3 separate regions of the Homo sapiens genome follow, and all the other regions are linked to region 3. Evidence: chromatin loops called from intact Hi-C (ENCODE). Cell type or tissue: IMR-90. All regions are shown on one strand. Each heading gives the region's core, and the rest is flanking DNA. Links, peaks and the distances in the headings are about the cores only. Region 1 overlaps TLN2 (talin 2). Region 2 overlaps TLN2 (talin 2). Region 3 overlaps TLN2 (talin 2).

Region 1 (10,744 bases), core at 1,243-9,242, 280 kb before region 3:
CTCTTGTTGCCCAGGCTGGAGTGCAATGGCATGATCTCAGCTCACCGCAACCTCCGCCTCCAGGTTCAAGCAATTCTCCTGCCTCAGCCTCCCTAGTAGCTGGGATTACAGGCATGTGCCACCACGCCTGGCTACTTTGTATTTTTAGTAGAGACGGGGTTTCTCCATGTTGGTCAGGCTGGTCTCAAACTCCCAACCTCAGGTGATCCACCCGCCTCGGCCTCCCAAAGTGCTGGGATTACAGGTGTGAGCCACCGTGCCCGGCACTAGCCACGTGGTCTTGTACGAAGAGGCAGGTGTTGTGTGCCACTCATCCAAGGGAAGCTCTATGTCAGGTGCCAGTCCTCATGATGGACAGGAATCTTTAGCTGGCTTTATTAAGAAAAATAAGAATTCCATGTTTATTTCAGATAATGTTTTCTCTCTTTGCAATGAAGTTTTGTTGAAATAGAGCATAGAGAAATGAACACAAATCATAACTGGACGAGTTGATGAATTTTCACAAACTGAACTCACCTGTGTAACCTGCATCCAGCTCAGGAAATAACCTGATCAGTATTTCAGAAGCCCCCTGATACCCCTGCTGGTGCACCGCCTTCCCACAGTCATAATCTCGACTTAGTTTTGCTTGTGTGTGTGTGTGTTTATTTTATTTTATTTTATTTTTAAGACAGAGTCTCGCTCTGTTGCCCAGCAGGCTGGAGTACAGTGGCGCAATCTCAGCTCACTGCAACCTCTGCCTCCCAGATTCCAGTGATTCTCCTGCCTCAGACTCCCAAGTAGCAGGGACTACAGGCACACGCTACCATGCCCGGCTAATTTTTGTATTTTTTAGTAGAGACGGGGTTTCACCATATTGGCCAGGCTGGTCTCGAACTTCCTCGTGATCCGCCTGCGTCGGCCTCCCAAAATGCTGGAATTACAGGCGTGAGCCACCGCGTCTGGCCAGTTTTGCCTGTTTTTGAACTTAATGTAAATGGACCTGCCCAGTGTGTCCTCTTGTTTCTGGTTTTGTTCAGCATGATGTTTGTGAGATTTGCCTCCATCTTCGTGTGAGTTGTGGGTCTGTCATTCTCATCATAATATGGTACTCATTCATTTTGTTCATATTACGTACCTGTTCTTCTGTACGTAGGTATGTAGGCAGTTTCCAGACTCTGGCTGTGATGTATAGAGCAATACGAATAATGTTATTTATGTCTTCAACACGGATGGGTTTATACCTAGACGTAGTATTTAGATGTGTTTGCTTTGCTTTTCCTAGTGCATTCATTTATTGAGTAAATAGTTACTGAGCATCACTGCGGGCCAGGCTCTGGCTCAGGCCCTAGGGGTGAGAGCAGAAATAAGACAAGCAAGGTGTGTTAGAGGGAGAGGAGCAGTTGTTTTGGATGGTCTCTAAAGAGTCGACATTTCAGCGAGGGCTTGAAGGATGAGAGCAAGGCCAACAGGTAAGAGGCGCCTACTCCATGCGAGGGGAAGAGCATGCACAGGAGCACTCACAGAAATTGCTGGTGGCTCAAGAGTGGCCTGGTGAGCGCAGAGTGACCAGCTGTTGGCTAGACCCTATCCAAGCTGAGGAAGTCATGGCCTGGGACATTTAACTTCTCATTGTTGGAGTCAGGAGGAAGGGCTGTATCTGTCTGTACTTTTAACTAGGCTGGGCGTGGTGGCTCACGCCTGTAATCCCAGCACTTTGGGCGGCTGAGGCAGGTGGATCACGAGACCAGCCTGGCCGATATGGTGAAACCCCGTCTCTACTAAAAATACAAAATACAAAATACAAAAATTAGCCGGGCGTGGTGGCGGGTGCCTGTAGTCCCAGCTACTTGGGGGCTGAGGCAGGAGAATTGCTTGAACCCGGGAGGCGGAGGTTGCAGTGAGCCGAGATTGCGGCACTGCGCTGCAGCCTGGGTGACAAAGCAAGACTCTGTCTCAAAAACATAAATAAATAAACATAAAAAATCAATAAATAAAAATAATAAACTAAATGATGGAAGAAGGAGCACCAGTGTGGGCTGCTTCACAGAAGCCCCCAGGAGAGGACCAGGAAACATGTACTTTGCTTTGTGCTGTCCACAGTTGGCCCCCTGCCTGGGTCTTCTGAAAGGCCCGTGGGCTGTCCACTTGAGGAAACTGGCTGGACACATTGTTAGGGCCATCTGTTTTGGAAACCAGCACTACTCTTGGGTTCCTGGTTTTTAACCAGTGATTCATCTTCCCTGGACCCTCAGGGTCCAGATTGCCAGGCTGAGAGTGTGCCAGGCATGTTAGCATCTTGGGGATGGAGGGAAGTCTGGTTAGCCAGAGGGGACCCCTGTTTTTAGGAGACAAGTGAGGTAGTGCTATAGGCTGAATAATGAGAGACCAGAGCTGGAGGAAATGGCCTGGCGCTGTGGGTGTGGCTCTTGCCAGCTGGGCTCTGGGCTTCCCTTCCGGAACCAGAACCAGTGTGGTGTGAGGCTCTGGTGGGAATGAGACCCACATGCAGGCTGGACAGCATCCTCTGGCCATTTCTCTTTCCCTCGTTCATTGCCTTGTGTCTCATCTTTAATGAAAATGCCCTTGTTAGGAAATTGTCTGGTTCTGGGGAAAATCTCTCCTGACCGCACAGCTGCCACCCCCATAGGGAGGAGGATGTGGAAGGAGACACTAAGGACAGCGCCAAACTCTCTAGAGCTCCCTCTTTGCTGAGCAGCTGGCTGATGGCCGTGGCCACGGGGGTACTTATTCCCCGTCAGAGTAGGGGTGCCTCTTGCCTTTCCCCCAACCCCCCTGCCTCTGGCAGCCCTTTTCTGAACTTCTTTGGATGTTTTTCTAGTGTATATTTTCACCCTCTAATTTTATTAGTGAGGAAAGAAGATAAAAGGCTCTTGTGTCTTTCATGAAGCTCTTGAAACTGTCCCTCTTACAGAGCAAGGCTACAGCCACCCACTGACTTCCCACTTTCTGACCGTCCGCCCACCTCTGTGTTCCCTTCTGGATCTCTTCCTCCCTTCAAAAGTCAAACTGCAGTTCTGTGTTTTGGATATGAGTGGTGAGAACCGTTGTTGTTAATTGACAGGTCTTTAATTCCTGATTGATTTCTCTATTTCACTTAGCTTGTAAATCTGAAATGATGTAGAAAGCATAAAAGTTTGATTCTAGGGAAGCCTAGCCACCAAGAAGGTACCTTGTTTCCATGTTACCTTTGTTAATGCGATGTGAGTGCATTTTTAAGAGTTAATCTGGAGAAATGTAAATGAAAACCACAATGAGATACCATCTCACGCCAGTTAGAATGGCGATCATTAAAAAGTCAGGAAACAGGCCGGCGCGGTGCCTCACGCCTGTAATCCCAGCACTTTGCGACGCTGAGATGGATGGATCACGAGGTCAGGAGATCGAGACCATCCTGGCTAACACGGTGAAACCCCGTCTCTACTAAAAACACACAAAAAATTAGCCAGGCGTGGTGGTGGGCACCAGTAGTCCCAGCTACTCGGGAGGCTGAGGTGGGAGAATGGCATGAACCTGGGAGGCAGAGCATGCAGTGAGCTGAGATCGCGCCACTGCACTCCAGCCTGGGCAACAGAGCGAGACTCTGTCTCAAACAAACAAACAAACAAACAAATAAAAACCAGGAAACAACAGATGCTGGAGAGGATGTGAAGAAATAGGAATGTTTTTACACTGTTGGTGGGAATGAAATTAGTTCAACCATTGTGGAAGACAGTGTGGCAATTCCTCAAGGATCTAGAACTAGAAATAGCATTTGACTCAGCAATCCCATCACTGGGTATATGCAAAGGATTATAAATCATGCTACTATGAAGACACACACAAACGTGTGTTTATTGTGGCACTATTCACAATAGCAAAGACTTGGAACCAACCCACATGTCTATCAGTGATGGACTGGATTAAGAAAATGTGGCACATATACACCATGGAATACTATGCAGCCATAAAAAAGGATGAGTTCATGTCCTTTGCAGGGACATGGATGAAGCTGGAAACCATCATTCTCAGCAAACTATCGCAAGGACAGAAAACCAAACACTACATGTTCTCACTCATAGGTGGGAATTGAACAATGAGAACACTTGGACACAGGAAGGGGAACATCACACACTGGGGCCTGTTGTGGGATCGGGGGAGTGGGGAGGGATAGCATTAGGAGAAATACCTAACGTAAATGATGAGTTGATGAGTGCAGCAAACCAACATAACACATGTATACCTATATATCAAACCTGCAGATTGTGCACATGTACCCTAGAACTTAAAGTATATTTAAAAAAAAAAAAGTTAATCTGACACCTGACTTGTGAGAGGTAATTAGCCAGAAGTGTTCTTCAGTCTACTAGGGTACCCAAATACTTTTTTTGCAATTAAATAATTGCAAAAAATTTTGGTGTTGTTGGGTGATGGATCACTTTTATTCTTGTTCATGTTAGCAGCCAGCTATCGGGCATTCTTGAAGTGCTCATTTTAAATGCAAATTCTTTGCACAATTAGGAGGAAAATGAAATTGTTCTGGCTCCTAGCACTCACTCTGCATTTTTGCCATTCCTTCTGATGGCTGAGGGGAGGGCTCATGACTAAATCACTCAGCATCTTGATGATGATTTCGGATTTGTACTTGCTGAGAGGAAACTTTGCCCCGGGATGTTAACCCTCTGTTGCCCATGGGCACTATGGGGGTGCATGTGTGATTACTCAGAGTTTTCAGTAGTCTTTTTTCCCCCCTTAAATGATCTTTAGATTTCCTCTCTCATTTGCTCTAATGGATAATGCATGTACTTGGGAAACTTGTGGTGAGCGCGTTTTTTTTTTTTTTTTTTTTTTTGGTTTTTGTTTTTAAGGCAAATGAAATATGCTAAGCCCTTTAGTTCTTCTACTTGGCAGCAGCAGTATGTGCTGTTTCCTTTTAGCCTTGGAAGATTCCTCTGGTTCTCTCTCTTTGCTGGGAGTTATCGCTTACTTTCCCGTTGGCCTAGCCCCCCTATCCCAGCTTGCCACCTGGAGAATCCGTGGCTTGGTGTGTGATAATGGGATTCCTGTGCGGTGCGGCTGGGGAAGTGGTTCTGTCTCCGACTCTTTCAGAGAACGAGTGTGATGATAATTGTATGGAGGCAGTGAAAACCGTAATCCTCTCCCCTAGTCAGGCCAGTTATATTCCTTTTCCTGAACGTGAACATTTTACATGTAAAACAGTCCCTGTGTTCTGTCGTTCTCGAAACTATCGGGTTATGTGTGGAGGGGTTTAGCCTCTCAGCTAAGTTGTTGTCTTCCATGGAGCTGTGTAAACAGCTGGAGCCAATGGAGAAGGTTTTGGGAATGGCAAGGTGGTAGCACATTTTCTCTATCCATGAAACAATGGCTTTAATACTAAGTCTGTCCCCTAAGATGGGGTAGTGAGCTGATTTTATGGTTGCAAAGTATTATGAAAATGGAAAATTCTTACATGTACATTGAATGCAGTTGCAGCTGTGCTGTTTTTAAATTTTATTGTAAAGCATTTTTTTTTCTCTTCTGTTTATGCATTTCTGCAGAGCAGAACATAGAATTGGAAATGAAGCTTCCATGTCTGTCCTTAGTTTGTTGGCTGAATAGAATCATAGGTTTTAGGATTGGAAGGAGTTTGTAGAGTCCAGGAACTCCTTGTGTCTCATTCCTGTGGAGTAGGAGGTCGCGAGGGACTGGCGTGGTGGCTGGTGATAAGGAGAAAGCAGTTGCTTTTAGCATTGCTCCCTTTTCCAGAGGAAATATGATGGGGCTTTGAGAGAACTGGTGGGAAATGCCCCCTGATCAGGGGAGGTATGATGAGAGGCAGCGGCTGCCAGCCTGGAGAGCAGCCGTACTTTAAGCCCTGAATAATTAATGGTTGAACTCAGTCTAGGGGTTGCAAAACCTCCGAAACAGGCCAACCTCTCTGTTTAGTGACAATGAACCAGAGACCCAGGAAGGTCCGGTGGTATGTCTGGACCGAGGAGCCTATCAGAGAACGAACTAGGACTCGTGACTTTGTTCTAGTCTTCTTCCTGCTTCCTACATTTTAGGCTTTCTCAGTCCTCAGCACTGTTGCCGTTTGGGGCTGGATGATTCTTTGTTGTGCGGGGCTGGCCTGTGCATCGTAGGGTGTTCAGCAGCATCCCTGGCCTCTCTACCCAGTAGGTGCCACTAGCATCCCCACCCCCTTTCAGGTGTGACAGCCAAAAACGTCTCCAGACATTGCCAAATGTTCCCTGTGGGGTGAAATTGCTCCTTGTTGAGAACCGTTGCTTTAGAGGACTTATGATGCCCCTGGGAATTTGTAAACACAGCTTTTATATTAGCATGATCCCTTTTCTCCTTTTGCTTTGGAATATAAAATGCACAGCTGAGATATTTAGTATTTACTGTAGCCCTTCCAGTAGGTAACACTGGCTGAAAGCCTGTTGATAGGAAAGTGGTCAACACAGTTCTGTATTAAACCGCCTTGTGTTTGGGTTGACAGTTTTCCCCTAAGGAGATTTGATTTTGGTTTTATTTTCAGATTTGGGATGCTGATGACACTGACTCTGACCTTGTCTCCACTAAGCAGCTTGTACTTTTAATTTTTGCAAATGGCTGTGAATGGGGACAAACTGCCCAGTGGGTGGGGAAGTTGTCAAAATATTCCAAAAGCCAATGAGATTTCAGCATTCTGAAAGCCAGTGAAGAATTAGCCCTCCGTTTTGTGAGCCTTGCCTCAAGCTTGGGGGAGGACACTCACCAAACTAAACCTCCCTCGATATAGAGATGTGTGGGCAGATTTTAAAGTTGACCATTGCCTTATGAGTTACGGAATGGCTGTGGGTGCCTGTGAACTGGATGGATGTAAAGTGGCAAAGAGCCCCATACCAGGAGGCCGGAGTCCTGGGTTCTGTGCCTTGGCCTGCCTCCAAGTCTTTTGGTCAGGTCACCAAACATAATTGAGCAGTAGGTTATTGTCTGTAGGAGAAGGAGAGAGACAAAATTTTTGCTTCCCAGATAGGGGTGAAGTGCTAAGTGGTGAGCCTGGATTTGTGAAACCACAGGATAAACCTAAGATATCTTATTGGAGCCTTAATTTTACTCAGGTAATATGGAAGACAAGAGATTATTTTAAGGCCGGCTGTGGTGGCTCACGCCTGTAATCCCAGCACTTTGGGAGGTCGAGGTGGGTGGATCACCTGAGGTCAGGAGTTCGAGACCAGCCCGGCCAACATGGCAAAACCTCGTCTCTACTAAAAATACGAAATTAGCCGTGCATGGTGGTGCACGCCTGTAATCCCAGCTACTCGAGAGACTGAGGCAGGAGAATCGCCAAGAGGTAGAGGTTGCGGTGAGCTGAGATTGCGCCATTGCACTCCAGCCTGGGTGACAGAGTGAGACTCTGTCTCAAAAAAAAAATTAGTGTGAAAAAAAGCATGCACATATTGAATAATTGCAAAATTTGCATGACATGAATTTAAGCTAGAACACAGAACTTCATAAAGGAAGGAAACCTCAGACTTGCTGTGAATGGCTTCCCTAGTGTCAGGTGGCCCACCCCTTTAGTCCTTTGTGGAGTTTTGGCCAGATAATTTTATAATCCCTGCGGGGCCAGATCTCCAAAGTTCCTTCTGCATCTAAAATTTCTGGTTGGAGCAGAAAAGACACATCCTTGGCATAGTCTTGGGTAAGTTCACACACTTATCACCAGGCAGAGCCTTAGAAAGAATAAACAACAATAATAAAGGTTGTCTAGCTTTTAATAATCCAGACCCTTAAGTTTTCCTTCCATCCTTTTGGTGTAAATTGGAAAGCTGTTGCGAAGGCTTAAATAAATTTAATTTATTAAATAAATTTTTAAATTTAATTTATTAAATAAATTTCCAAAATAAATTTTGGAGCAGGCCTCATTTTGGTGTGGGACCCTCAGAGCTTAAGCATTGCCACCTAAGAGTTGACCTAAACTAGGAAATGAGCCAGAGGGTATAGCATGCTGATTTAAACTTCTTTGAAATGCCTGCAACAGAATGATGACAAGGGTGTTGGCTGTGGGGTCCATGTGAAAGTTAAATTACTGACATCCCCTGCACAGCTGGGATTTACTAAGCTGGGGAAAGTTAAGATGTTAAGACACTCCAGCCAGTCAGTTTTCATTTCTGAAATTATTTAATGTTACAAAGGAGTTGTCGGCTGGGTGTGGTGGCTGATGCCTGTAATCCCAGCACTTTGGGAGGCCAAGGCAGGCGGATCACAGGGTCAGGAGATTGAGACCATCCTGGCCAACAAGGTGAAACCCTGTCTGTACTAAAAATACAAAAAATTAGCCGGGTGTGGTGGCGGGCGCCTGTAGTCCCAGCTACTTTGGAGGCTGAGGCAGGAGAATGGCGTGAACCCGGGAGGCGGAGCTTGCAGTGAGCTGAGATTGCACCACTGCACTCCAGCCTGGGCGACAGAGCTAGACTCTGTCTCAAAAAAAAAATAAAAATAAAAAAAATACAAAAATAAAAAAAAAAATACAAAGGAGTTGTCTTTTGATGTTGATGTTCATGACAATTCTTTAGAAATGAATGTCAAAGGCTTCAGACAGGGATGCTCATTTCCATGCTGTTTTCTTGAGAGAGATAAGGCCAGGGCCTGGCAGGTGAGCAGAAGAACACCTACGAATACAGCAATTGCCCAGAAAACGGCTGCTGTAACCATTTGTCAACAATTTACCCTATGTGAGATGACTTTTCTATATGATGTAATAAAGATAATTTACAATGTTTTCGTGAAGGCAGGAGTAGGTGGTAGAGGGGGTTTTTCTTTGTCTTTTCTTGGCGTGTAATTGAAACAGAGCTTGGACTAAATGAGAAACATTTGTGTTGGAAAAAAGATTCCAGAAGCTTCTTGACTAGAGTCAAAAATTGCTTCCTTGTTTTATTGTGAGCATGTAAGCAGACTTCTCATCTAAGACAAGTGTTAAGAACATTGCCATTTCTGTCTGTTCATGAGCAGATGCATTTTCTGACCTAGGGAACTGTCTACATTGTAGACCAGATAGCACACACAGTGAATCAGAAGACAAAGTGTGTGAGTTGATCTGTCTCAAAAGAAATACATGGCTTTTGTGTGGATTTATAAATTCAGTCCCTTTCACAATGCTGCTTACCCAAAAGCTGTTCTTTATAAAGAAAAGTGTGCCCGTGCATTTTGAAGTCCCAAGCTTTTTTAAATTGGCCCCAGAGGAATGCTGGAGTTTGCAGAGGAAGACTAGTTGTTCTGCCATTGGGAAATAGGGCCTGAATGGATGGAGCAATGTGACTGAATACTTTGTGTTGGTGGAGTGTGCAAAGAAAAACTCTCCTCTTGTTCAGGCTGCTTGTGTGCTTGGCTTGATTCTGGAGTTGGCACTCTTGAGAGCCACCCACAAGCACCCTTAAAGCACTAACACACAGGCAATTCCTAAGTGGATGCCTAATGAAGGAAATATTTTAATCCCTTTGCTCTTACTGGCTCTCTTCTAGCTAAAGTCTGGTAGTTTAAAAAAGCAAAAGCCAAATTAAGAATACAGAACCCACTCCTCAATATGTCACCTTCTTCAAAAGTAAAACATCCCGGTGGATTTTGCCATCTTTCCTGAGCTCAAAATGGGCATGGCTCTTGCGTGTGGGTGTGTGTTTGTGTGGGGGTGTGTGTGTGAGAGAGAGAGCGAGAGAGAGAGCGCATGCACATGTAAGTCCAGCATTCTTCGTGATTGACTCAAAACAATAGCTTTATAGGGAAACCATTGCTAAGAGCTCAGGAAAAGTAAAGGCCTGCCAATTCCAGAAGGACAAAGGGTTTCAGCAACTAACATGGGAACAAAATGATCTCATGCCCCTTTCCCACTGAGACTGCACATAAGTGGGATCCTTCCCAAATTCTGAGGGCTCACTTATAGACACAGTCAGTGTTTCCAACCTATGGGACCCATTCGGGAGGATGGCCAAACCAGGAAACAGATTCCAGAGGTAGCTCTTTGATGTTTAACCCAGACAGTCAACCGACCCGGGCTCCTCAGCCAAGGAGGGGCTGAAACTCTTCAGTGAGGAAAACGAGACCCTGGCTTATGCTCAGGCATTAGTCACTACATCCAATGGCGAGTTCCCTTAAGTCAAAGGCCTGGGCCAGGGCTGACAGTGGACCTTTGATAACAGCTCTGCATCTCTGGGGTGCTAGGCTGCCAAACTTGAATTCCTAGTGATTCACACTAGCTGGCCCTTCACAGGCCTCAGAGAGCACGGGCAGGAAGAGGCCACAGGCTCCAGGCCTCCTGATGCCCCTGCCCCCAGCAGCCCTAAGAGTGGCCTGGAGCAGGTGCTGGGCAGGTGAGAATGGTATGCAGTTCTCAAGTGGCAGGTGAGATCCGCATGCAGGAGCTCTGGGACAGCCCCCAGCCACTGCCTTTGTTACCCACCGAGCCAGTGCAGGCACTGTGCTGGGAGAGAAAGGTGGGGGCATCTTTGAAGGTCTAAAAGTTTGGTGACACTTCCCTGCAGACAATAGTAGTTGTACTTTCAGTATCCTTGGAGAGAGAACATATCAAGACAAAAAGGCTATCGAGGCAATTCATATTTCATTAGTCATAGTAGGCCTTATGTACATTTTAAACGTAGCAAAATATAATTCTGGGACATTGCTAATTTGTTCTATAGACAATACTTGACATATATATGAAGAAGCTCTTGAATATCTGACACAACATGATAAAACTCCTCTGTTTTGCTCCAAACTGGGGTTAGGG
Region 2 (10,744 bases), core at 1,782-9,781, 120 kb before region 3:
AATTTATTTGTCCTCAGTTTTCTTGCCTGTGAAATGGATTTGATGGTTCAATTTTAGTATCTACCCTTATGGGCTTGTTGTAGGGTATTTGCAAGATGGATGGAATACATAGAATCAGGCATATGGTAAATACTCATTAAATGTATTTTGTTCTTTTTGATCCGTTTTGCCACTTTTATTGTAATCTGTGTTGCAGGGAGAGGGCAGAAATTAAAAATACACCTTTGTAATTATTTAGAATGGTCAACTTCTGTCCAGTTCCTAGAAAGTAGACAAACCTGTACTTAGTATATGTTGCATAGACAGGGGATCCCGTGTCCTACAAAACACACATAGAGCTCGTGTGGAGTAAATGGAACTCATGTACACTGCTGGTGAGAATGGAAAATGGTACAACCTCTTTGGGAAACAGTACGGCAGTTTCTTCCAAAAATTGATCATACACCTATCATGTGTCCCAGCGATTCTACTTGACATTTACCCAAGAGAAATATATAAGCTACATCCTTGCAAAGACTTTCACATGAACGTCAAAGGCAGGCCATTGGATACATGCACTCTTTACCGTAAGCTTTATTTGTAATAACCTCAAACTACACAAATGTCCATCCACATGTGGAAGGATCAAGAAATCATGTTATGTCCATTCAGGGGACTAAGACTAAGCATGAAAGACAAAGACAAATGATCTCTCAGCATATGCAACAAGAGGGATCAATCTCAAAATAATTATGCTAAGTAATGAAGCCAGGCCAAAAAAAAAAAAAAAGAGTGTATACTATAGAGTTCCTTTTAAATAAAATTCTGGAAAAATGCAAACTAATGATAGTGACAGGAAACAGATGAGTGATTGACAGAGGAGAGTGGAAAGCAAGAGTTGAGGGGGACCTGATTTACAAAGAGGCCTGGGAAAACTTTTGAAGCTAATGGCTGTGTTCATCATCGTGATTGTCAGGATTACAGGTGTATACAGATTCTGAAACTTATTTGTGTTCTATAAATATGTACAGTTTATTGTATATAAATTATGACTCAAAAATGAGTGCTTTTAAAAAATCAGGCTTACTGTACAAAAAACCAATAGGTTTTGCTGTGCTGCTGTAGCACAGAATTCATCAGCTGATTTCCATAAACATTTCTGAATCATTTATTAGCTATTTTGTTTTCTTTTGGAACTTGTAGTGATTTATTAGGATTTTGGGAGAACGATATGTCCAAGAGAATTTGAATTAAAAACTTTCTGTCTTCTGATCAAATCCTCTGTGGCAGGTAAGGGATTTTGTAATCACTGCATTGACTTTATAATTAGTCATTACAGCATCAACTATCCTAAAAGTTTTTGTAAACTTTCAATTTTGCTGCTTGTATATCTAAATGGCCCTCTACTCCTTTAAAAAAAATTATAGTTTTCTCACTCTTTCCTCCCTTTCCTTCTTTCTATCCCGCCACCTCTCTGCTCGAAAGAACATTCACTTCTTCGTTGTAAAAGGACTGCGAAGGAAGCCACCTTTTTTGACATGAATAGACTTATAATTAGTGCTAAAATAATTGTAATTTTTATTGAGAAAAGTTAAAACTGAGAATTGTAAAAAGTTTTAACCTAAAACATAGGCATTTACGTTTTGACCTAAAAAATATGTATGTCTTCAACATATGTCTCTGAATGTGTTTCTGATGACTTCTCCACCATCTTTCTGTCCCAATTCACTCCTGTGCTGTGGGGTGTACAGTTTTCAGTTTGAGATGGAGTTTCGCTCTGTGCAGTGGTGCCATCTTGGCTCACTGCAACCCCCGCCTCCCAGGTTCAAGCGATTCTCTAGCCTCAGCCTCCCGAGTTGCTGGGAATATAGGTGCTCACCACCACGCCTGGCTAATTTTTGTGTTTTTAGTAGAGATGGGGTTTCACCATGTTGGCCAGGTTGGTCTCGAACTCCTGACCTCAGGGGATCCGCCTGCCTCGGCTTCCCAAAGTGCTGGGATTGCAGGTGTGAGCCACCACGCCTGGCCTAGTTTGGGGTTCTTTACAGAGAAATGTGAATTTAAAAGATATTTGAAAAGTCATCTGAGAACAGGCTTCTTTATACTTAAAAAAATTCTCTCAATCTATTGACAGATGTCTGGCCCTCACCTAATTTGGCAGTAATTTTCTTTTTTAGCAATGCACACAAAGCATTGTATTGAGTTTTCATAGGAACAGCAACTCTTTCTTTTTGCACTCATACTTCTTTGGCCCATAGCATATTTAAATATGCAATTGTACAATAAATACAACTGGTCTGAACGGGTTTGAGAACACACTACTCTAGCAGGCCTACCATGTAATGGTGGGTGCAGCCCACCCACTCAGGAGTGACTTTTAATTTGGCAAATTGGTTAAGCAGAGCTTGGTTATAAGATAGTCTACTGTATATGCATCTTGTAGGAAATCAAAACACAGCAAACTAGAAACCATTTGTAAAGCCAGATCTTAAAGACAATACAATGTACTCTTAACATTTAGGTAGATTTTCTTTTAGTCTTTTATGTTCATATGCACGTGTGTATGTATGTAGTTTATATCATTTTGTATCCTGCAAACAAAGCAGTGATGGATATCTTGGAACATAAACACTCATGTTTATCTTTATTTATTTCAGTAAATTCCTAGAAATGAAATTTTCAATCAAAGGAGTCTCATCATATTTATGACCCTTGAATAATATTGCCATATTGACTGCCAAAAATATGGTGCCTCTCTGGAGGGGAGTGTGTGGGTTTCTCCATATTTCTTGCCAGCATGGTGAGTGTTCAGACTCCTGCTAAGATGATAGAGAATATCTTGTTTGGATTTGTATTTGGAGGATAACATTTTTTTTTGTATCTGTTTCCTCGCCGTTTGTATTTGTTCTTTTGTGAAATTTTTACTACTGTCCTCTAACAGTTTTGTATCATGATACTTGTTTTATTTTCTTAATAAGCTTTTAAGCTCTAAATGGTGTCTCTTTGGTACATAGTAACCTTTTGTCATTTTCTGTAAAAATATTTTCAAAGTTTATTGCTTATCTTCTGACTTAACTTTACCTTTTCACATTTTCTCTTGTGAAACCTCTTTGTGAGTTCGTCTTGCACTGTTTTTACTTAGACCTTTCCCAGTGTGACTATGATACGATAGTTGGGTTATACGAATGCCCATATGAACACTGTATATGCTCTTATGTCATGTCTGTTTTATTTGTCCTGTAGAGCCCGAGGATGTAATCATTTTTGGCTTTATAAGTTGGTATTACTGTCTGGCAAACAAGTTTCCATCTTTTCAACATTTTCTTTACTATTTTCCATACATTTTCTTCTTCTTTTTTCATGTTTTGAGAGACAGGGTCTTGCCCTGTCACCCAGTCAGGAATGTGGTGGTGTGATCATGAATCGCTGCAGCCTCAACCTCCTCGCCTCAAGTGATCCTTCTGCCTCAGCCTCCCAATGTGCTGAGATCACAGGCATGTACCACTGCACCTAGCCTATTTTCTTCTGAAATAAATATCTCTAGATGGAATGTAGCCTAGGCTCCTAGTCATGGTGTGAGTTTCTCCCCAGCTTTTGTATTCAGTGGGTAATTTCACTGGGAACCTCATGTGGAGTCAGAGAGCCTTTGCTGTCTCATCTGGACATTTGTCTCTTTGCTTCTTAACATCATTATATTCAACCTTTACTTTAAAAAAGTGTTTTTGCTACTGCTTTTTAAAAACCTAGTTTGAATTGCCTTGTTAGTCTCTTATTAGAAAGCACTTGATAAATAATAATTACTTTCTTAAATGAGCAGTGCAGAGATTACATGTTCCTGCCTGTGACTGGTGTGATCCTTCCCATCTGGCCTGGCTATGACAGAGTGGAAGGTGGTGTCTGCATGCGTGTCTTCTTGCAGGATTTTCTAATAGCTCTAATAGAAAAGGAGAGACTGCCATGCAATGCACATGTCTGTAAAACATCCCTGTTGGGGTTTGGAGTTGAATGCAGGGTTTCATGGAGCTCGGATTGTTTGGACTGTCCGTTAAAAATCACAGTGCTAGGCATTCTCAGGAGTGGGGTCAGTTGCTTTCTTTTTTGCCTGTCATCTTTATGCATTTGCAGAAATTGTACAGCAGCTGACACATGTCCAAGCAGAAGGCAGAAGTTAGCTAGGCCATGTCTGTTTTGTCACCTCTGTGTTATGGGTGAGACTAGAGGGTCTGCCTGAAGATGACCACAGTGACTTTGGCATGGGCTGCTCCTGGAACCATTCCTTGGATTCCTTGGTGATCACTTTCTGGTTTTGGCATCTCAGTCTGGCCCAGTGATACTGATGTTTTACATTCCTAATCTGTCATGGCAAGGCACTCACCTATCCTTGTTTGCACATTTATAGGGAGCTATTAGCAGACAAGAAACACGACTGTAACAGAAGCGGGGGGTACACTGGCCACTGTCACCCCCTTTCTCCAGCCTCTCTGAGCTCCCTGTGTTGGTGGTCACCACCCTGATCAGAGATGCCATCTCACAAGGCCTCATCCCCGCTTTCACCCTGCACCTCTGACTGCTAAATCAGGTGCCGTGACAGCATCTGTCTGTTTGAAGTGTCTGCTACACTGAATGGCTCTCTTTTGGAGTTTCTGTTCTTTTTGCTTGTCTTGAACTTCTAAATCAAATGCATAGAGGAGAAGGATGTTAGTGCTGAAGATGTAAAAGGAGGAATTTTCACCTTCTGATATTTAGGAGAAACATACTCTGTTGTATTTAAATTATGAAACCGGAAGCAGAACTGTAGTCTTCCAGTTAAAAAGTCCTTTCTGAAAAGAAAGAAGACTCTTGAAGGAAGCTGAGTTATCCAAGTGATTCATCATTCAGGCAATTCTTTTTTTTTTTTTTTTTGTAGAGACAGAATCTCACTATGTTGCCTGGGTTGGTCTCGAACTTCTGGGCTCAAATGATCCTCCCGCCTTGGCCTCTCAACGTGTTGAGATTACAGGCAAGAGCCACCATGCCCAGTGCCTCAGGCAATTCTTGAGATATGTGTTTGGTTTCTTCAATAACAGCCAGGTGGATCATAGTGGCCCAAGACCCTAGGAAATATTTTTAGTGTTACATGTAATTTGGAATTTAGTTTGAACATTTTCTCCTATTCTTTCATCCATTTTTGTTTAGGTATTCTGTTCAACTTCAGTGACTGTTTTCTGGTACAAGATTTGTAATGTTATTTTTACCTAATTCTTCTTTTCCCACTCCACACTCTTCCACGACAGAAAGTCTGCCTGGCGGAGGACACCTGCACTTGTTACCCTGAGTTGATTCCTGAAACTTCGGACCCCTGGGTATTAACAGAGGACTCAGTGGGAGCTCCTGGTCAGAGGACTTGGATGTTGTCATTGTGAGTTGTTTGTATGTTAAAGGTCTTCTGCGTGTGTTTTGGGGAGGTGATCATGACACACAGATTTCCACTAAAGCTCTGGGTACCAGCTAGGTACACTAATACACTGATGAGGGCCTGCGTCTCTGTCCATCCCCTGGAGGAAGGAATGACAGAGTCAGCAGAGCTGAGTGAGTCAGACCTTTGATGATTTCCTTCTTAAAAATGCTTTTTGTTACTATGAAGGTGGTTGATTCCTCAAGCCTAGAGAATTTGCAGATGTGTAAGGGTTTTCTGAAGCTCTCCAGTTTGTTTCTCCTGATGTGTAGGTTTTTAGAGTGAAATATTGTACTGGAGATGTTGAAAACCTTTTCTGGCTTTAAGTGTACAGAACAAAGGTTCAGTTAGAAAATGTGCATTGTTAAAATGGCTTTCCTTCTTGAGTTGCTGTTAATGTTATAAACTAAACTCACACCATATAAACTAGTTTACGGGACTGAATACTTGTGCCTTTCATTTTTGCAGAATAAGCTGGAAAGCAAATCAGCATTTCTGTCTGTGGCCTATACTATGCCCTGTTTTCTGTTCTTAGTTTGGATTAATTTATGTTTCTTGGATGCTGAGATGTTTGATTTTTTTTTTTTAACTGAGCATAGCAATGAATCTAGGTTTGTTTGTTTTTTCTCAAAACAGTATATGTTGGCTAGAAATCTTTCTTGGATTGGAGGTGAAAGGAGGGAGGCAGTATGCATGTTTTTTCTGAAAAATGCCATTTACTTTCCATGTTTGGCTCTGATGACACAGCTCTGCTCTGTTAGAGAAGAGTGAGGCGCTGGAGAAGCTGCTGGAGTGGGCGTGCCCATTCTCATAGCGCACCTCCAGTTTCTCTCCTTAGAGGAGCTGGCCCACATGCTCCATCCTCCAGTTTGTGAGAGCTATATAGATGGCATTCTGCATCTTGATAATTCTACAGAAAGTATTTTTAAATCAAGAGAATTCTTGTCATAAGAGTTGCACTCGATTTTTCATTAACAACTGTAGTGGGTTGAATAGTGTGACCCACCTGCCCCCCTGCCAAAATTGTGTCTATCTAAAACCTCAGAATGTGACCTTATTTGGAAATAGTTTTTGCAGATGTAACTAGTTAAGAATGGAGATAAGATCATACTGGATTAGGGTGGGCCCTGAATCTGATGACTGGCGTCCTTGTAGGAAGAGGAGAGGCCACACAAACACATAGAGGAGAATGGCATGTGAAGATGGAGCCCCCCAGAAGCTGAAAGGAGAAAGGAAGTATTCTTCTAGAGCCTTGGAGGGTAGCGTGTTCCCACTGAAACCTGGATTTCAGCCTTCTGGCATCTGTAGCTACGAGAGAACAAATTCCTATTGTTTTAGGACACCAAGTTTGTGGTCATTTTTTTTAGCTCTGGGGTACTAATGTAACAACCAGCCCAAAATGGCAGAGATTGAAGGTCTATCTCCCATTGACCTTCAGCTTTAGGTATCCTCAGTTTATCTAGGTTTTATTTTTATTTTTAGAGATGGAGGTCTTGCTCTGTTGCCCAGGCTAGAATGCAGTGGCCTGCTTATGGCTCACTTCAGACTCAAACTCTTAGGCTCAAGCAATCCTCCCACCTCAGCTTCTTGAGTAGCTGGGACTACAGCTGGGTTCCACCACACCGGCTATTTTTTTTATTTTTATTTTTTGTAGAGACAGGGTCTTACTATATTGCCGAGGCTAATCTCAAACCCCTGGCCTCAGTTAATCTTTATCGAGGTTTTAAACTGCAATGTTTATAATCAGTGCAGTAAAAATTTCCGTGTGCAAAATGTTCCTGTGTCTGGTGCACCTTTCATTTTAATTTGGCCAATATATAAGCAAATTTACCAGCATCCTATACCACTGGAAGAAGTTTTCCGTGAAAAACTTAATCTGAACCTTTGGAAATGGCCTGCCTACTGCTTTTGTTGTTGTCCAAGTGAATTCATTCATACTCTCTTTCTCTCTCTCTCCCTCCCTCCCCGCCCCACACCCTTTTCTTTCTTTCTTTTTTTTTTCTGTTGCCTAAGCTGGAGCGCAGTGGCATGAACACAGCTCGCTGTAGCCTCAACCTCCTGGGCTCAAGCAATCCTCCTACCTCAGCCTCCCTAATAGCGGGCACTACAGGAGTGTGCCACCATGCCTGGCTAATTTTGTAAAATTTTTTTGTAGGGATGAGATTTTGCTATGTTGCCCAGGTTGGTCTCAAACTCGTGGGCTCAAGCGATCCTCCCACCTTGGCCTCCCAAAGTGCTGGAATTATAGATGTGAGCCACCACACCCAGCCCCAAAGTGAATTTTCAGATTCCTGAAACCTGCTTCTTTTTTTTTTCTTTCTTTTTCTTTTTTTTTTTTTTTTTTTTTCTGAGACGGAGTCTCTGTCGCCCAGGCTGGAGTGCAGTGGCACAATCTCAGCTCACTGCAAGCTCCACCTCCCGGGTTCACACTGTTCTCCTGCCTCAGCCTCCAGAGTAGCTGGGACTGCAGGCGCCCGCCACCACGCCCGGCTAATTTTTTTATATTTTTAGTAGAGACGGGGTTTCACCATGTTAGCCAGGATGGTCTCGATCTCCTGACCTTGTGATCCGCCCACCTCGGCCTCCCAAAGTGCTGGGATTACAGGTGTGAGCCACTGTGCCCGGCCAAAACCTGCTTCTTATATAGCACCTTGGGACTTAAGGAATGAACTGTGTCTCTGAAGTATTATATTTATTTGTTTACCTTTGTCAGCACTCAAGGATTCAGGTTAGAGCATCAACAAAGTTGAAAACCCTGCAAAGGATGCAGGGTGATATTGTATGGCTGTGTCCTTTGGAAAGTTTACTGGGAAACATAGCATTTGGGGCACAATATGCTAGTTCACACTATTAGGGTGAATAGAAGGTAAAGTCGATACACAGATACTGAGAGCAAGAAAAAGAGCATCTTTCAAATGAGAAATGATTCTCTTGGTCAATAGAGATAAATATACAGTATCTTGGTGGCATTGATTCAGGCCCTCCAACTTTGTGCCCCCAGCCCTGTATTCTCAAATGTGTACTAGAAGTTTAAATCCAGAGAAGTTCAGGTCCTCATGCTGTGAAACTCAATCGTGCAGCAGTGATATTTTCATATGAAGGGGTGGCAGAGGTACTTATATGTTTGAGAAATGTTACTGAGCTCCTGCAGTCTTGCACTTCAATGTGATGTTATTTGCCTAGATTTCTTGGAACAGGGTCCCTCTTATTTGCTGCGAAGAGCTCCCTTATGGCGGGATTGGCCCAATATAAATGGAACATCATTACTTCAGAGTAGTTACTAGTAGCTCTTGCATTAGCAGGTACTAAAAAGGAATGGCAAAATGTGGGAGATTTTTCCTCACAGAATTGCTAGCTAATTCTACCAAAGGGTCCTCCCAACACAGATGGCCTCAGGACCTCAGGACATAAAACCAGTTTGGAATGGAGAATCACTCTGCTAGTGTAGATGTCAGTTGTGCACATTTAGGAAAATCTTGCTGGTATCCAGTAGAAAAAAACATGCTTTCCCATCCTTCCCCGGCAGTGCCATGTATGAGCCAGGCTTTTCTTGGCCTAAAGGACTAAGCTGGGGGGTGGGGGGTGTGTTTGCAAAGGGAAACATTACCAGTTTGATTTACTCTTCAGAGTAATCCTATGCTTTGTAGGCCTTGGTATTATTAATGTGCAAATTATTATTAGTCTTAATTTGGAGACTGAGGATCAGAAAATTAAAACGACTCACTCCAGGTGATACAATGAGATAATTAGTAGAACCTTCTGAGGTACAAAAGGAAAGAAGTGGAAAAGGGTGTGAGTGTGTGTGTGTATCTGTAAAAGTTGGGGATTTTGTGGGGGATGGTTTCTGCTTTCAGCCATGTAATTGCAAATTTGGAGGGACTCCTGTTCCAGACAAGTGGGGGAATACCCAGCACCCAATATCCATTCAGTCCATTCTGTAGGGTGGAAACTGATGTGTGATCTGTCCTGTTATGTATTAAGCACTTGCCCCTTGATAATCATGAAGGGGACACAGAGACAGCCATGACTCTCCTCTCTGCCCTGATACAACTTACTGTAATTAATAATATGGATTAAATAATTTTTTTACATGTATTTACTGAAAAATTTTATGTATCCTGTTCATAATTTTAAAAATGCAGATGTGGCATTTTGTAATCTGTCTTACACATACATTCACTGAGTTAAATTGCCTTATTCTTATTATTTAATATATACATTGATTTTGTTTTGTTTTGTGCTTGAGTCAGTGATAAAAGAGGGAAAAGCTTCCTTGGTCCTGCACTGTGTCATGGACACTCCAACTTTATCTTAATAAAATAAGATGGAGTTTGGGTTTCTCTTGGGCCAGTTCTGTATCTGTAATAACACTCTAAGCTGTCGACATAACATCCATCACTGCCCAGACCAATTGCTCAGAGCCCATCGATGTTGCCCATCATCTGTCTGTGTGCCCTGCACAGCTGGCCCTGAGTGCCAGCCTGTCTTTCTTACTCCAGCTGACAGGGCTAATCAGGGTGATCAACGTGGCCTCCAGTCCTCATGGTGTAGTCACTAAGTGGATTTACTTTGCTTAATATCCATATGGAGTAACTGAATGGGCAGTGGAGATTTTAACTAAGTCCTGTGCTGGTTAATCTGTGCGGGAGTGGAAAAGAATGAAACATTACTGTATCCGTATAAACAAAAGCTCTTTGGGACTGCACATCCTAAACCAAGTGTGTGTTTATAGAAAGTGTAGCACTTTAGAATTATTCTTCAGATGATTGTCTACGGCTAAGCATGAAGGGAACTATTGGTTTGACAAATGCAGGAAATCATTTGTTCTATTTTCGCTGAAAATCTCACAGGTCATAAGTCAAAGAGAAAGGTAGTATCTTTTACATAGCTGATCCAGTGATCTAGTGATGGTTCCATCTACCAAAACCAACTTACATTCATGAGCATACTTTTGCAGTATTGCTGAGATAATGATTCTAAGTTCACTCTGTGGTTCTTATATGAAATCCTAGACCTTTATGGAATGAGAATGCATCGTACCTAAATTAAAGTTTAAATTGTAGCTAATCTATGTCAACACCAACTGAGATCGCCATTTGGTGTTGACAGTATTCCTGGAATTACTGTTAACATTTATTTTGCCCAAAACTCAAAACATACATTTCCTTCTAATCCTTTGTTTCTTGGCAAGTTGACCATTATCAGGCAGTTTTCCACTTGATCCAGAACCTATTTCCCTTTGGTTTTACTGTTTCTTTTAGGTTTATGTATTTCATTTGGAGATGAGAATAAGTCCGGTGAGATAGCAAAATATGAGAGAAAGGCATATGG
Region 3 (10,744 bases), core at 1,342-9,341:
GGACTTTTTCCCCCAGGGGTGGCTGCTAGAGAGACGGCCCAAGCTCTGAAAACACTGGCCCAGGCCGCCCGTGGAGTGGCTGCATCGACAACCGACCCCGCGGCCGCCCATGCCATGTTAGATTCTGCTCGAGACGTGATGGAGGGCTCCGCCATGCTCATTCAAGAGGCCAAGCAGGCCCTGATTGCACCTGGAGATGCAGAGCGTCAACAAAGACTGGCTCAGGTGAGGCTAGGAATGAGAAATTGTGGTTGTCATGGTCATCATTAACGTGGACATGTGGTCGGGCTGTCTCCTGGGCACTTTTCCCTGATATGAACACTGACACAGCAGATGTTTTCAGAAACTTCCAAAGGTCATAACGATGCTGGCCATACATGATACTCACTTTTGTAAGTCTTGCCTAGTATTCTCCACAGTAATGTGTGATCTGCTTAATTCACAGTCAGCAGAGGGCATGGGGGCCTTTGAATTCTGTCCTTGGGAGTTTCAGAGCCAGGACATAACATGCTTGTTTTGGGCCTATGTGTGCTGAGCTATATTGCTGTTCCTTGCCAGGGAATGAGGTAGATCCGCTAGGGCTGGCCACTCAGAAGTTTTCAACCCTGGCGCTCTATTACTTCTTTAAATGATTCTTCGACTGCCTGATGGAACCAGTTGGCTAAGGAGCATCCAGGCAGAGTCCTGGACGTGGGGCTGGGAAGGAGATGGCTTAGATGAGAGGGAATGACACTCCCCACCTCCAAAGACCTTCCTTTTAATTGAGGATACCAAAGAATGCAAACAGGGAGCCACCAAACATTTCTAGGCAACGTGAGGGCAGCTCCAGGTTGTGCTCAGAGCACCCCACTTGCCCTTGGGCAGAGTGAGGTTTGGGAGGATGGCCCCATGAGTCACTGAGCAGAAATTAACCACAGGCCTTCTAATTGTGATCCAAAAAACTCAAGGTCTCCTTCCACCTCGGCGACCTCAGCAGGGCTCCCAAGAAGGGAGATATTTTCATTTCTCTTGGTATAAGAAATCTTTGCTTTAGAACCTGACCTCATGCTGGAGAGTTCTATGTTTGAATCACAAAACTGTGGCTTACCCTGGCTTTGGGGAGCAGGTGGGATGTGCTGTGTCACTGTGTCGGACCCTTTGCTGAGACAGAATATTAACCCCAATAAGAGGGTGGAAAACATCTCTGGGACAAGGGGCCTGGATGAGGTGATGTAAGACAGGTAAGAGTGGCAGGTGGATGCTGGTGGGTCATTTCCGTATCTGCTTCAGCTCTGCATGTTTCACTGCCCATTCCCAACAAATGTGCAGAAATGTTTGTACTTAAAGGTGCTTCTCTCTCTCCACGAATTCAGGTGGCTAAAGCCGTCTCACACTCCTTGAATAACTGCGTAAATTGCCTCCCTGGGCAGAAGGATGTGGACGTGGCCTTGAAGAGCATCGGGGAGTCCAGCAAGAAGCTGCTTGTGGATTCGGTGAGAGGTTCTTAGATTGAGAAAGGACACTGGGGGACTAGGCTCGCGTTAGGTGTGAGTGAAGTCTTCTTCTCTCCATGAGATCTCTGAGCAGCTAACCCTTCCTTTAGGAGTCCTGTTTTTCCCGCCAGTCTTTGTTTTCCATGTTTTGCTGTCTGATCAACAAAGTTCCCAGGTGGAGCTTTTAAAGTTTACTTTTTCTTTGAGCCCATGTTGCCATTTCCTCTCGGATCGTCCCGGTGAGACAGGCAAAGGGGTATGTGATCACCTGTCTTCTCATCAGGACATCTCAGATAGTGACAGTCAGGTGTTGGAAGGGTACGTGTGTCCAAGCCTCAGTGAGAGAGCGAGTAGTCTGAGGAATTTCACCTTGGGGCCTGTTCCCTTCCCTGCTTTGTGAGTCTGCTGAAGGAGGGTTTGTGCTGGTGCATCTTTGTTTCTTCTCTGCACAGGTATAGAGGCAATGTTTGTGGGTGATGAATAGAGTCTAGCTTAACTCCCTAGAACTTTTCACAAATGGTTATCAGTCTGCTAGATGACATTTAAAAGTTATTAGCAAAGGCCACTAATATAATTGGTGGCTATTAGTTTGGAAGAACGTGATTTGAAGTTTGAGAGCATCTGCCTTTTAGTTTACAAAGCTAAAACTTAGCTTTCATCTTAACAGAGACAAAATAGGGTAGAGTTTTAGAGAATGGACCCTGGAGTCGGATTGCCTTGGTGTGGATCCTGTCTCTGCCACTTAGGAAACCTTGAGCCCCTGTAGATAGCTTACATTTTTAGATCCACAGTGTCTAGCACTGAGCAGGTGTTTGATACATTTAAATGAATGAATGGATGTATATGTTGGTGGTCAAACCTATTAATAAAATGGGCTCAGATGACTCAGAGCCTTTTAATCGTGATGACTCAAATGCATCTCTGAAGAGTCTGTCTCCCTTCCACAATACCTTCCTTTTATCCCTCCCCTGCAAAGCAGAATGTCTCATGGGGTGTGCCGTCTGTTCCCCACAGCTACCTCCAAGCACGAAGCCTTTCCAGGAAGCCCAGAGTGAACTGAACCAGGCAGCAGCTGATCTGAACCAGTCTGCTGGGGAAGTGGTCCATGCCACCCGGGGCCAGAGTGGAGAGTTGGCTGCAGCCTCTGGAAAGTTCAGTGATGATTTTGATGAATTCCTCGATGCTGGCATTGAGATGGCTGGCCAAGCTCAGGTGGGTGTGGAGGTGGTTGTCTGGAGTTGACCTTAGCCTCTCCTCTCGGATGGATAATCCATCCTTGAGACTGACTGAACAAATAGGAAAAGGAACCTGGAAACAGGCAGGCCATGGTTGCATTCTTTTTGCTGCTTAGGAAGCTCATGCCCTCATGGGAATGGCATTCCCAAAGATGCTATCAGCTTATGCATGAGGTGCTGTTAGTAATAAAGAATAACTTCTCCCACGATCCTCCAGCAGAATTCATAGTCTTACTATTTGGAGGGAGGGTAGGAGGAGGGAGAATGTTTAACAAAGATTAGAACAGCTCTTCAAATGTGGGATAATACAATAAAAATATATATGTATTTGAGGTTTAATGGACCATTCAGATGGTCTGTGTCTAATACAGAGTGTCAAGTGATTAAAAATTACCTCCTTCAGATGAACAGATAAACCCCTTGTTTAGAACAAGGGAGCTTGACTGATCTGGTGTCAGCTTGCAGAGCTGTGTTTTTTGTTTTTTTTTTTTTTTCTGCGCTCCTTTGACCTCCCTAAAAGAGATAACCAGGGTGTATCTTCTTCTAGTATCTACAAAGAATTGTTTCTCAGATGGCAACCGGGTGAGAAATGTGTGCTTTCCCGAGTCAGGAACTTCAGGGATGCAGTCAGCTCTGAATATCGAGACAGTGCTGGTCGTTTGTGCCAGGCCGAGATGTACAGCTCCTTGACAACTCCAGCATTGTTGAGCAAGATGCTGGAATCGCTGCCTGGTCTGTGCATTGGCTCACAGCTCGCTCACTCTCCTCCCACCCTGCTCCCCGCTTAATGCCTCTAGTTGTGAGAAAAGCACAGCTCTTGGCTGACCCACTTGGGGATGGATTTCTTTCCCTGTGGCATGCATCTTGATCTGAGCATCTGTTTGGAGAAGGGTAGACACTGGTCAGTGTCTCAACGAGTTAGGCATCTGCGGGCTAACTGGGTTTAATGTGATCTATACGGATAACCTGCCTGCATGTCAGGATGCTGCTCCTAGCTCTCTGAATGCCTCCTTCAAGAAATGGACAGGCCCTAATAGCTCCGGCTCCTTTTGACCTTCCAGACAAAAGAAGACCAGATCCAAGTGATAGGGAACCTCAAGAATATCTCGATGGCATCCAGCAAGCTGCTGTTAGCTGCCAAGTCTCTCTCTGTAGATCCAGGAGCTCCCAATGCGAAAAATCTCCTGGCTGCAGCTGCAAGGTAGGAGTGGGACACAATGTGCTTTCGTGTGTGGTTAGACAGTGTCATTGCAGTCTGAAGATGTGCCTGACATCCTCCCACTTTTGCTGAGCAAAAGAATTGGTGCTGTCCTTAGGTCATGGGAGGTGGAGCTGAGAGTGATGGACACTCTGATATTTTATAAAACTGGCTCATTTCCATGTTCTTTCCCCACTAAAAATATCTTCTGTCTTCTCATACAGCCTTTTCAGTAGAGACTTGTTTAGACGTAAGGTCCATTTTGACTTGTAAATGCAATGAATTAAACAGATTTTTTTTAAGTAGCATTATATCTTTCTGATTATAAAATAGTATATATGCTTCTTGAAACATCAGAAAATACTGAAAAGCGTAAAGATGAAAAGCAGTGCTCATCAAGTCATTCAGCAGACTTTTATTGAGCACTTAACCCTGTGCCTGGCATCAGTGTTAGATTGAATGTAACATGTTGTATCTGTCACATGGGGAAGGCTCCACTTTAAGATGAGTAGGGAGGCAGTGGGAATAAATTGTTTTTGGAAATATATTAAAACATGAGTGTGAATTTTGGATGATTTGGGTGTCCTTCTTTCCTGTTGGTTTCACCCAGGGAAGTGGATAAAACAGTATAGTTTCTGCTCCAGGGCCACAAGTTAGTTCAGTAACTAGTGGTTGAATGTGGTATGTGGAGCACTGCAGTGACAGCCCAGGGGGTTCTCGTATCAGCAGCCCCTCTTTCATTTTCCTGAACCCAGAGAGTAGGGTGGTCATGATTCTGTGGTGGTGCAGGCATGTTTTTTTAGCATTATTTACCATCATATTACGTATAAGAAAGCTGACAGTGGAGAGAGATTAAAAGCAGGACTATTAGGGGATAGAGAGTAATTGGAGGCCTTTTTATAATGTGCAGATTCGTGATTTTTGAAAAGCATAGCTTTGATTCTGCTTTCCTTTTTTTAACTTGGTTTTTTAAAATTTGCGCGTGTGTGTGTGTGTGTGTGTCTTTATGTCTCCCCTGGGAGATCATTGGCTGTTTTTTAAATTGTCGGCATCAAGAGACCTGAATTATATTCCAAGCTTTAATACTTGACTAACTCAGTCGCATTGGTCAGGTTGCTCAGCCTGTCTAAACTTTCCCATCTGCAAAGTGGGGGTATGAACTACATCATCCTTAAAGCTCTCCTTAGCTCTCAGCACATAAGATCTCATGGTACTCATGGTCCAAACATGTCCTTCCTCCCTCTTGGCTTGTAGTGGGGTGTGTGTGTGTGTGTGTGTGTGTGTGTGTGTGTGTGTGTGTGTGTGTGTGAAGGGTTAGACACTGTCAGAGCAGTTTGCTTGCAAACCCTTGAGTTTCTTCATTTATTCCTGGAAGGTACATTTTAACTGCAAACAATAGCTAGAGCCACTAGGGGACTGGAAAATTATCTTCCCATCTCATGCTTTGTTCGTGACTGTTCTAGTAAATAAGTGACCTCCCTTGATGGTGGGAGAGATGGGAGGTGGGGTTGGGGGTGATGTCTGTTCTGTTGAGCAGCTGTTTCTGATAGAAAACCCCCTCTTGATCGTTGCTTTTTTTCCTACAAAGGAGCCTTTGGATAAGGCAACTGACATTTCCAGGTATCAGAACTCAGATGTTTTTCATTATCTTCAATTTTTTGCATCATTTCAAAATTACAGTTTCCAGCTTGGAATGGCTTCACTCTCCTAAATTGTGGGAAGGAGGGGGAATGTATAAATTGCCCTTTTGAAAGCCAGATATAGAAGGAAACAGAGCCGGAAAGAATATTGCTGGTGTATGGCTCTGTGAATAGGTGCAGGCCCCCTGGTGGTGGCTTCGAAGAAAGGACATGGGGAAAAGGGGAAAAAAAAAAGCTTTCGTTGCCTTTCTGTCCTGGCTTTTAGCAGTTGACGGAGAATTCCCAGCCTGGTGATTTCATAGCCAGGTAAGCACTTAAAAATCATCACATGAAAATGATTGTCTTGGGATGGAACTGTTGCGAGAAAACGCTGGCACATTCTCCTTGGTTTTTTGGCACATTTTGGCAAGCTTCTGCTCCCTGGGGCTGTTTCTCAGCAGAGACTCCAGCCAGGTCAAGAGGGTCAGGCAGGCTCCTCTTGGGACACAAAGCTCTGCCAGGCTGGGGTTCATTCATTCATTGTCTTATTCATTCATGTCTTCATTACATAGATTTTCATCACAGGCCTGATGTGGGTGACGCCCAGTGCTGAGTGCACACTGTGAATAAGACAGGGCCTGTCTTATTATGTGTGTCTTTATATCTTGTGTATTTATAACCCTCATTATGTGGCCCTGGTGGAGTTAGGCAGGACTCACCACATGCTCCGCTCATTTCATCTGGGCCTAGAACAGTCCTGCATAAAAGTGCACAGGAAGCTGGGCAGAAGGGATCTGATCATCATAGTCTCAGTCCTCAGTCCTCTGTCCTCCTTGTTCTTGAGACTGTCAGGTCCTGCCTGTCCTTCCTGTGTGTATCCTCAAAGTCCCCAGAAATGCCACTGCGGGGACCCAGGCCTGGACCAACTCAGCCCTGTCCCACTCCTGTGTTAACAGTCTCAAACCCCTTATTATTTGTGGTCTCTGTGGTCCTTCTTGCTCTGGGAAGAAAAGGTTTGCTTCTGGAGAAAAAAGTAGAGGATGTCTTTTTCCTCTGTTCTTAATTCTGCTTCCGAGCCTGGGTACGTTTTTGGGACCCTACCTATCCCCTTGGTTTTGGATGCCTAGGGGAGAGGAAGTCATTTGCTATTTAGTGCCTGGTTTGTTCATTTTCTTCCCGTGTAACTGTTTGGGTTCTGGCTCTTTTCTGACAAGTTGGGTGGAGCTGGAGACCCTTTGTCACCCATTCATCAGCCTTTTTCCCCCAACCAGGGGCTGGTCAGGTGCCCCCTAAACTTAGTCAAGGAAATAGAAAGCTAGCTTGCAGTTGCCAAAACGAAGGGGGTATCCTACCTCTGAACACCTTCCCTGAATCACTGCTCACCACCACAGTCATCCTGGCCAGAAGGACTCCAGAACTGAGAAGGCTTTAAGCCCACAGCGGCCAGCATCACACCCCCGGGCCAGGTTTCAGCTGCTTTCCAGTCCACAGAGGATGCTCCCTAGGAACTCAAGGTAGCACCTGCCCCCCTGGCTCCCCTTTGGTCTGAGGTTCTTGCTGGACGGGGCTCCTCCTGTCCCCAAAGACTGTGAAGATGGATGGTCTAGCAAGCAGCACAAACGAGAAGAGTGCATTTGCTCCGTAAACAGAAAGGTGTACAAGAGACCTTTGCTCTCTGTGGGTCTTACCTAGAATGTTTCCTTCCCTCCATCCAAATCAGGATGTCACTCAGCCCTGACTTTTCCAATTGCTTCAGTCTACATCGAGCCCTCCCTTTCAGGCAGACTCTGTGCCCGGCAGCTGAGGCTTTCATTTTCTTCCGGCTCCCTGCGAGTCCCTACATACCTCTGGTCCCTTGCTCAGCGATCCATCATGCCCTGCCGGGTGTCCCGCCCTGGTACTGCTTTCTTTCATCCAACTTCTTTGTACCTTGTCTTCTCATTGTCTTGCCTTTTCCATTAGATTGCAAACACCTTGCCATCCTAGAGAGCCATAAAAGATTATTTTTGTTATTTTTAATTTTTTTTTTTTTTTTTTTTTTAAAGAGAGGCAGTCTTGCTGTGTTGCTCAGCCTGGTCTGGAACTCCTGGCCACAACCTCTGGAGTAGCTGGGATTATAGGCACAAACCACCATGCCCAGCTAGATGATTATTATTATGTTTTTATTTATTTTTATTTTGAGATGGAATTTCGCTCCGTCGCCCAGGCTGGAGTGCAGAGGCGCGATCTCGGCTCACTGCAGCCTCCACCTCCCGGGTTCAAGTGATTCTCCTGGCTCAGCCTCCCGAGTAGCTGGGATTACAGGCGCATGCCACCATGCCCAGCTAATTTTTGTATTTTTAGTAGAGACGGGGTTTCACCATGTTGGCCAGGCTGGTCTCAAAACTCCTGACCTAGTGATCCACCCACCTCGGCCTCCCAAAGTGCTGGGATTCTAGGCGTGAGTCACCGCGCCTGGCCTAGATTATTTTTTAATCTCTGTGCCTTGACATAACAGGACCCTGGGAATACAGAAAGGTCAATTTCGATTTGCTCTTTCCTCCTTTCCCAGGCGCCTCTTCCCTGGAGGCAGGCAGACAGATGTCTGCTGCTGCTTTTTACCTTCTAAGCTCCTGACTGGGTGACTTGTGCTAAATAGGTAATCAGAAGCACAAAGTGGTTGATTTTCTTCTCACACTCCACCCCACTTCTGTATCTACTTAAAACTTCCAGCCAGAGCTCTCACACTTCAACTGAACCTATTCAGCATCTCTGAACACTAAATAATGTTTTACCTTAACCCTTTTTAACCATTGAAGTTGTAGATCCCAAGTTTTTTAGAAACTGAGAGTAGATAGATAAGCCTAGATGAAAACACTATCTCTGTAAGGTAGCATTATGGTTATTTAGCTTTTTTGTATTTTTAAAAATGAACTTATGTGGCTTTGATCACTAAAAAAAGATGGTAAAAAAAAAATAAAAGTAACTGTACTTCAGACCTATTTGGATTTACAAAGAACAGAGACCCTTCTAATTTTGGCCAGATTTTTTGTGATAATGTAAATTGATTAATTTCTAATGGGGGGTAGATTTATTGAAATTTTTTCTTTCAAAATAACATTATAAAGTCCCTTCACCTTTTAATATATGTCGTTCTATCATTTTCTATGCATATATATGTTTATTTTTAGAGGGGTAGGCCCATTCTATTCTATTTTGTAAGTTTTATTTTCCTTAATCACGTAACACATATATTCATCTCTGACATTAGTAATATGCTACACACTGACTTTTAATGGGTCCCCAGGATTCCCTTGAGGGCTGTATATTTATTTAATCCTCTATTCTTGCGTATTTGAGTTGCTCCGTATTCTTTGCTCTTATAAATAGCTGCTGGGGTTTAAAACATAAATATTGTTTTTCATTGTCAAATTTACATAACCGTTTGCCTCTGGACCACTTAGCACGTATTTAGCATGTAATCCCGACTGTAAAATTAGTTATGGGAATTCGTGATAGCTAAATAATGCTTCTTAGTTCTGGATCAGTATTACCCAAGCATCTCACTTAGACACACGATGCTGTGCTGGCACTTTTGTGGATTACCCAACCACAAACCCTTAGTCTGTTGGTTTTTGTCCCAAGTTTTTATTTGAAAAAAATTTTACATCTACAGAAAAGTTGAAGAGTTGAGGAAAACTGGCGGCTTTCCCACAGCTGTATATCCTCTGGATTCACCAATTATAAACACTTAGTTTTCAATGGAAGAAACTTTTATATAGCAACAAGGTTTTTTAAAAAACACAGATAAACAGGAAACACAGAGAGAATTAAGCTAAATAGAAAGTTTCTGTGATATGTGGAAATAGCACATATGTTGATATATGCCAGCCTATCTCAGAAGCGTGTCTCAAGGCCACCACCATGTAGAACAGGGTGCTGGACTCCCCAGGAGGTACTTTAAAAGCGCGCATTGAGGACTACACCCTCCGCAATCCTTGGAACTAGGGATTGTCCGGCTGTCTCCTTGTTCTTGTTTTGCTTTGCACCATAGAGAGCGCAGTGTTTCCCAGTGACACCCTAATTAAATAGTGGTCACCAAATAAATGAATCACCAGAGTCAATCTTACAAAAACTATTTTAGAATTTTCCTATCACCCTAGCTCAATTTGAAATTGAAAGCAGTATCTCCTCATCAAATAATTAAGCCGATTGCTTTTGTACATTGGCAACATCATTTTCTGTCTAATTTGATATTCTGTGGGAAGCTGCAAAGCCAATTTAACTAATAAAATGAGGCATCTTTTATATTAGTGTTGGTGATTAACAGCAATATGTGCCTATTTTATTTTTGTTTAACTTGCCAAAGCTGCAGTGGTTAGAAACTGAGTCGAATTCTGGGCCCTGCCAGAAGCGTGGACCAGTTATGACACTGCAGGAAAGAATTATGTATTTGGTTTTGGAGTCAGATAGGCATGAGTTTAAGTCTTATTTCTGCTGCTTATTTGTAGCATGCTCTTTGGGAGTTATCTCAGATTTTTCATTTATAAAATGCGTGGGTTTTCAATTTTAAGACTTAGTGTAAAGCTAGTCGTTAAGACAGCGTGGTATCGACAAAACATTGACCATGTAGATCAGTGCAACACATATCAATGGTGAAAAGATTGTCTTTTCAACAAATGGGGCTGGAACTATGGGGCTTACCTATGCAAAAAAAATGTTTTAAACAACTATGAGCTATATCTTATACTATACAAAAAGTTAACTACGAATGGCCATGACTTTCAAAATTATCCATGTCATTACTTCAGACAAATTAAACAGCGGCTGTCCAGGAGGGACAGAGTCCTTGTCAATGACTTGTGCTAAATAGGTAATCAAAAGCACAAAGTGATTAATTTTCTTATCACACTCCACCCCAATTCTGTATCTACTTATGGGCTACCTCTTAGAAACAGGTAAAGTCATATAAGAGTCCCTAGGTTATTTCTGTTAATGTTAACAAAGAAAATAGCTATTTTAATGAATAATTTTGTGGTCGCTTTTGGGAACCAGTCAATCATATAGAATTTAATGGAAGGAAGAAATTTTAAAATCATAGGCACAGTTCACTTTATATCCATGTATTTAAAAATGTACAAAATATTTTGTACATTTTTTATCTTGTTCCATGGGGTTATCTTGTTCCATGGGGACTGCTGATGAAGGGTCTTAAATAGTGCTAATATGGTCTATTTGCTT

The links. Peaks named below come from ENCODE experiments on the same cell type or tissue, not always from the same donor. Only the 100,000 strongest peaks of a DNase experiment are listed, where the experiment ranks them.
Region 1: it touches region 3 in a loop (6-fold over the local background); 2 of 110 quality-filtered maps call a loop at or near these places.
Region 2: a loop joins it to region 3, with 2.6 times the contacts of the local background. A loop is called at or near these places in 2 of 110 quality-filtered maps.

The regions. Positions count from the first base shown.
Region 1 is chr15:62,460,297-62,471,040 of GRCh38, forward strand. All of the region lies in intron 1 of TLN2 (talin 2), which reads left to right. Among named protein-coding and RNA genes, the nearest start is that of TLN2, 75 kb to the left of the region's middle. RefSeq lists an enhancer at 4,354-4,885. In IMR-90, for the core only: no CTCF peak of the experiment used is centred there; a DNase peak (open chromatin) is centred at 4,595; H3K27ac peaks cover 521 bases.
Region 2 is chr15:62,613,099-62,623,842 of GRCh38, forward strand. TLN2 (talin 2) reads left to right here. Exons shown (of 59, transcript NM_015059.3): 3 at 5,253-5,377. Among named protein-coding and RNA genes, the nearest start is that of MGC15885, 27 kb to the right of the region's middle. In IMR-90, for the core only: a CTCF peak has its summit at 5,523; a DNase peak (open chromatin) is centred at 5,553; H3K27ac peaks cover 484 bases.
Region 3 is chr15:62,736,862-62,747,605 of GRCh38, forward strand. TLN2 (talin 2) reads left to right here. Exons shown (of 59, transcript NM_015059.3): 29 at 17-225; 30 at 1,353-1,472; 31 at 2,487-2,684; 32 at 3,769-3,908. Among named protein-coding and RNA genes, the nearest start is that of MIR190A, 82 kb to the right of the region's middle. RefSeq lists a silencer at 6,698-6,853. In IMR-90, for the core only: CTCF peaks have their summits at 5,314 and 5,736 (motif pointing left); DNase peaks (open chromatin) are centred at 2,400, 2,870 and 5,780; H3K27ac peaks cover 591 bases.